2 separate regions of the Mus musculus genome follow, and region 2 is linked to region 1. The links are chromatin loops, found by intact Hi-C in ENCODE. Cell type or tissue: left cerebral cortex. All regions are shown on one strand. Each heading gives the region's core, and the rest is flanking DNA. Links, peaks and the distances in the headings are about the cores only.

Evidence for each region. A loop is a pair of places that touch in the nucleus more often than their neighbours do. Peaks named below come from ENCODE experiments on the same cell type or tissue, not always from the same donor. Only the 100,000 strongest peaks of a DNase experiment are listed, where the experiment ranks them.
Region 2: it touches region 1 in a loop (2.1-fold over the local background); 2 of 42 quality-filtered maps call a loop at or near these places.

The regions. Positions count from the first base shown.
Region 1 is chr3:141,612,754-141,615,679 of GRCm38, reverse strand. The region is part of intron 1 of Unc5c (unc-5 netrin receptor C); the gene reads right to left. Among named protein-coding and RNA genes, the nearest start is that of Gm15689, 69 kb to the left of the region's middle. In left cerebral cortex, for the core only: no CTCF peak of the experiment used is centred there; a DNase peak (open chromatin) is centred at 1,679.
Region 2 is chr3:141,468,285-141,471,210 of GRCm38, reverse strand. All of the region lies in intron 1 of Unc5c (unc-5 netrin receptor C), which reads right to left. Among named protein-coding and RNA genes, the nearest start is that of Unc5c, 4.2 kb to the right of the region's middle. In left cerebral cortex, for the core only: a CTCF peak has its summit at 1,682 (motif pointing left); a DNase peak (open chromatin) is centred at 1,666.

The DNA of each region.
Region 1 (2,926 bases), core at 317-2,816:
CTGCACTTCCCTCCTCTATACATTACTCCCTGCCACTCTTTGTAATTAATATCCACACTTAGTGAATCTTCTCTACCCATTGGAAATTCTAGTTCCTTGACAGCATTTTTTCCTTAGAATTCTCTTAGGAGTTTGCTCTGTTTCTCTCTAAATTGTTGAGCTACCTAAAATAACTTTAAAACTTTTGTTCTGAGACACTAAAGGCAGTCTGAGCTTTTAGTTATTTGTCTGTCATACATCAAAAAAGTTTTTTAAAAAAAATACACTGTAAGGTATTTAGATTATGTTTTAGACTCACTGAGCATGAAATGCTTTTGTGTCCTAGAGGACCTCAATGCTACGTCAATCATGGGGGAAACAGAGCATCAACCATGCTCAGTTATTTCTAAGTGGAAATTTCTAAGACACTAAGTATGGCAGTCATAAAAAAAAAAAAAAAAAAAAAAAAAAAAAAAAAAAAAAAAAACAGAAAAAAAGGTGAAAAAGACCTGGGTTCCACTGAGATGGTTCAGCTGGCATTTCTTTCCAAGCAGGTTGAGTCTGTAGAAGCCACATCAACTCTACAAAGTGTCTTATAATATTTGCATGCATGCACATGCATGATAATGTTTTCAGAAAGACTGTACATGGGTTTGAGAATATGGAAAGGAATAGCTAAACACGGCCTTGAAGTAAGATTACGGAGACGTTGGTGTTTCCAACACTAGAGACTTTGGGGGAGCCATGCTGTCTTGTGAGAATTCTGGTTTCGTTAAATAACACAGAACTATTAAAAGAATGTTTTTTGTTCTAATCCCAGGTACGTGATCCAGGGCTACTTCAAATTGTCCATAGCAGCTGACTATGGTTTGCCTGAGGAAGGGTGAGAAGGGGATGGAGATGGGAAATAGAAAAAAGACCCCACAGGATGCAAAATACTGGCTTCAGTATATCAAGGAGAACTTTTGAGGAAACAGGCTGTATAAAAAATAGTGTGGATGTAGAGACGAACAGCAGTCACATAGTTTGACACATAGCAGGGAGCTGCTGAAAGTTTCTGGGCAGCAAAGTCAATAGTACTCAATAAATATTCACTAATTTTTATTTTACTTCTACTGACTTTTAAAATACTGCTCCCCTTCAGGAGACAGTATATATATTTTAACCATAATTCTTAATTAATGGAAAGAAAATAATTCAGCTTAGCCCATGTGTTCATGGATCATCTCTTCTTGGTTGATGGTCTCTCTTTCTAAGTTGACCAGTCTTCTGCTTTCTTATGTGTTTTTAATCTCTTGTTTCAAGGTCTTTGCTTTATTTTTATCTTTCAAACCTCACAGGAAATCCATGTTCCTTTACGTCAGTGTATAAAGAGACTATTAAGAGATTGATTCAATTCTTTCTAAATTGGCAAACTAATCTAATCTAACTTTAAAGTATTTGTTGGTAATCCTAAAGATAATGTGAGGTTTTAGTGATGTTTCTTTCTCTCTCTCTCTCTCTCTCTCTCTCTCTCTTTGTGGTTGTTCCCAGCTCTTTAAAATATATTGTGAGGTACTTAAAATATATTTTAGCCTTGGTGCGTTCCAGAAGATGTGAAGAATATCACAATCTAAATTTAAGAAAACGAACGTAGGTCTGTTATGTTTTCTTGAATCATCCTTTAAAGATCTTTCTAGTAGGGAAATCAATGGGAGGATATTTCCAAAGAGGCCAGCGTGACTCACAGACGGATGGCTTTCCAGCAATAGAAAACTACCTTGGGGAAGGAAACTACTTAGCCTCCTGTGTGGCAAGTACATTAGACAGCTATAACACAATAATTAAATTGATGAAGAGTCGATAGACTCTGAAGGGCTGGGGTGGGGGGAGGGATAAGCAAAGGGCACATAAACATTCTCTTCCATTTTTCTTTAAGAATCACTTTTATACCGTCAGTGAGAAAACAGACATTAATAATGCAACTGTGTACAGTTCTTAAGTAATGTACAATGTCTGCCTGCTAATCTTCGGAGTATTTTCTGGAAGGGGTCTGGTCATACCCCACATATTAGAGATAACTTTCAAAAGTACATTCTATTTTTAATGACAGCATTTGGGTTGTTTTCCTCTCTCATTGATGAAGAAAAGATGCACTTGAACTTGACTTCTCAAGTGTTCACCTGGCTGAACTTTGCCTCATTTTCTAAATGTACTGTGCATAAAGAATACTGGAATCTATGACTACCCCACCTATTCCTCAAAACTATGATAAAGTGAGGAAAATGATACTGAAAAAACGTAACGCAGGCCTCCAGGTTCTAAGTGAAGATCAAGATGACAACCGTTCTTAGCCTATAGTATTTAACCATGTAGATTAACATGTTTTTCTGGGATGCTGTCTTCCTCAATTACTAAATGAGTGTGGGCAGACATCATTAGCCATGATGATCTCATAGGACACCATCAGCTCTGGCAGAGTTACTCTCTGCTTCCATCAACCCAGTGTCCCTCAGTGGATACAGTGACAAGTCACAGTCAGGTGATTCATCATAACCACAAGCCCCACACCACGGGATTTCACCAGGTTCCTAATATCTGATGGTTTTCTTATCACTATTGTTACTATTATTTTTTTAAATATTTGCTTGAAATTGAAATATATTCATGGTTATCCTGAGCCATATTTACCACTAGTGGAAATTATAGCTTCAAAATGAAATGGAAATAAGTATCAGTGACTGACCTTGGAATGTTACCAAAATCATACAAAATGATCATGAAATCACTGGTTCTTTGTCTTTCCAGAGACTCCAGTGTTTTTGAAATTCCCATCACTTGCATTTTAAATACATTTCCACTATGAAAACCAGTAACTGCTATTATTAAAAAAAAATAGTTTCCCTGCTTTCTATGGTCAGCCCTTAACAATAAAGGATATTTCAACTGCTTAATGTTAGTTTGGAAA
Region 2 (2,926 bases), core at 138-2,637, 140 kb after region 1:
TTAAGTCAGAATCACAGATTTTCAGGAAAAAATACCTTTGTTTTAACTCTAAGTAAAAGTAAACATTAAGGCCTCTCAAAGTCTTCAGTTTGTCTTAAAAGTTGGTCAGAAAGTAACATGCAAAGAAATATCAGTGATTATTTTATATGTTCACTACAATCACAAGCAATTAAATGTGAAAATTCAAATAGAGTGTGGATCTATTTAAGGCCTGGTGAATTTGACTCACTTTTTGCCAGTGTTTTACAAAGTTGGAAGTCAAGGAATAATAATTTTTTTTGTGAACTACCTATCACTGTAGATGGTTTACATACACTAATTTAGCCTTAGTATGACCTATGGTATATATTTTTCTCATTTTACATGTGGGGAAATTGAGGTACAGAATAGTCAAATAACTTGGCATATCACAGTCATATAGCTAGGATGTGTCCGAGGAATTATGATGCATTGTGCTAACTAAAACAGGCACATGGTATTCACTGTTATTAGCTTGTACCTCCCCAAAGCCAGACAAAATAGCCACTGACTCTAAGTAGTAGGCATGGGGCCATAGAGTCATAGCATAGCACTTGCTATCATAACATGTACAGGTACCTAGATTCAATCCCCATTACCAAAGTAGGGGAGGTATCTGAATGTTGAGGCCGGCCAGCGGCCCACATGTCTGGGTTCTAGCCCGGGAGGCATCTTGGAATCTGGAAGAGAAGAGGGAACTAGGTGACTCGGGAAAGAACGGAACCAAGACATCAGTCTGATCAAGGTTCGATTTTACTATTCCGAGACACCGGGTTATGAAGAAGGAGAAGGGGCCCATTCCCACCAAATCATCCTTGGAGTCCAGTTTCAGGTGACCACATGATAGCTCCAGAACAGCTAGGCGGCAGGCAGCAGCAGTGGGAGTGGCAGAACGATAGGGTGGCAGGCTCTACCCCTGATGTTCTCTTCCTGCCAGATTTCAGGCTGGGGGTGGGGGTGGGTTGCATCTGAATATAAGTAATACTTTTGAAATGCAAATTTAACTTCAAGAAAAGCCCACTTCCATCATGGGCATGGGGGTACACAGTTGTAATCCCAGAAACAAATGGGGGTAGGGGCCAAGGTGGGTAGGTGGCTCATGAGTTCACAGCCAGCATGAGAGATGGTGGGATGAATGAATGAATGAGAGTATGTGCCTGGACTAGTTCAACTTCCAAGTGTCCCTTCCTTACTACTTCCAACCAATTAATCTTGTATGTATAAAATACCATTAATCTTCTATGTACAAAATTTTTGGAACTGTCTCCATTACCACTACCACTCATGGGATAATCCTGGCCACCTTGACACAAGGAACATATCTGTATACAGGGTTACAGTTCAGAAATTAATATGCTGGTAGATCTATCCCGATGATAAAGTTTATTCAAGTCTAACTCTCCAACAAGCAGCAAACAGTCTGGGACTTGTTCCCTCTGGCATACTACTTCTCGTACACACTCTGTTCAAATAAGCTCAAAAATGTAGTTTGCAGGAAATGAGAACAGATTGGTTTTTAAGTTGCACAGATGCAAAGGTCAAGTAAAAGGGATCTAGGCTAAAACTTCAAGGCCGGAGTCTAGACTCAGCTTCTATCCACACCATCTTCCAGAAATGACTACAGCCCCCAGTGATTGTGTTTCTTCTTAGAGTGGCTCCCTCTGCTGCTCCAGCAAAGCCATGACCTAAGTCATAAAAGTGCTATGTGCAGTTAAGGCCTAATGGAGCACACTCTCCCTTTTCATGCTAATAAAAGGGACACATAAGGGGACGGTTATATTTAAATCTCAACAATTACACTACATACACAAAGAAGGTTAGCCTAGTACAGCTCCCAGGATGCTCTCATCTCCTTAGGGGAATTGTTTCCAATATATTTGCATGGATTCTCATGATGACCTATCCCAGGGTACAAAGATGGATACTTTAAATGATTCTTCCCCACTTAACTCTGATGTTAATTATAATGTAATGATTTCTTTGTTTTACTGACAGGATCTGGCTTTGTTACACAGGCTGGCTTTGACCTTACATTCCTCATGTCTTAGCCTACTTAAGTGGGAGTCTTACAGGTATAAACCAACACACTCTGCCACGATCCAGCATTTATTTTTAGCCATGTGCTTGCAAAGTTTGTTCTCTGAAGACTTTTAATCAGTCTCTAAATTAGAATACAGAATTACTTGCCTAACAAAGGCCAACTTGTCTATTTTTCTTTATTGTAAATCTCCATAGTGAATACATGAATTTGTCTCCCAGCTGAGCCATATATGAGAGAGTAGCCATCAAATTTGGCTATTATCAAAACAGACTGTCAATTTGTGAAACACCAACATGCATAAAGCTATGAAAGTACTTTCCTCTCCTGTGGAAAGAAATGTGTTACTTGTCTTAAAAACACTAAATTTATGCAATAAGGGAATTATCTCTGAATAGATATTAATAATTTTCTGGTCTAAACTTGGAGGTGTTAGCACACATAATATTAGTGGTGGCAGATAAGAGAGACATTGTGACGTAAAAGGAGGCAAAAATTCACTCACACACACACACACACACACACACACACACACACACCCCTTGCCTTTCCTAGTAAAAATCTTTCATTCTTGGAAGTCAGGAGCCCTGAGAATTCCCTGGAGAAAAGGTTTCCCAGCAATACTCAATGAACCAATTAGAGCAGGGGTAGAGAGGGGGAAAGTTGTTGCCTACAGCTCAGAGAATTTCCCAAGGACCTGTTTAACATGACTGCTGTCTGTCTTTAATCCACAGTTGCAAAACTCCCTCACTCATAAATAATACTCGCTCTGTGCTTCTACAACCATGTTGTGGTTGGTTTTTCTCCTCCCCTGGGCTGATTTCAACTCGAGATCTACTTTTTTTTTTCGAAAGCTTCTCATTTTCTCAG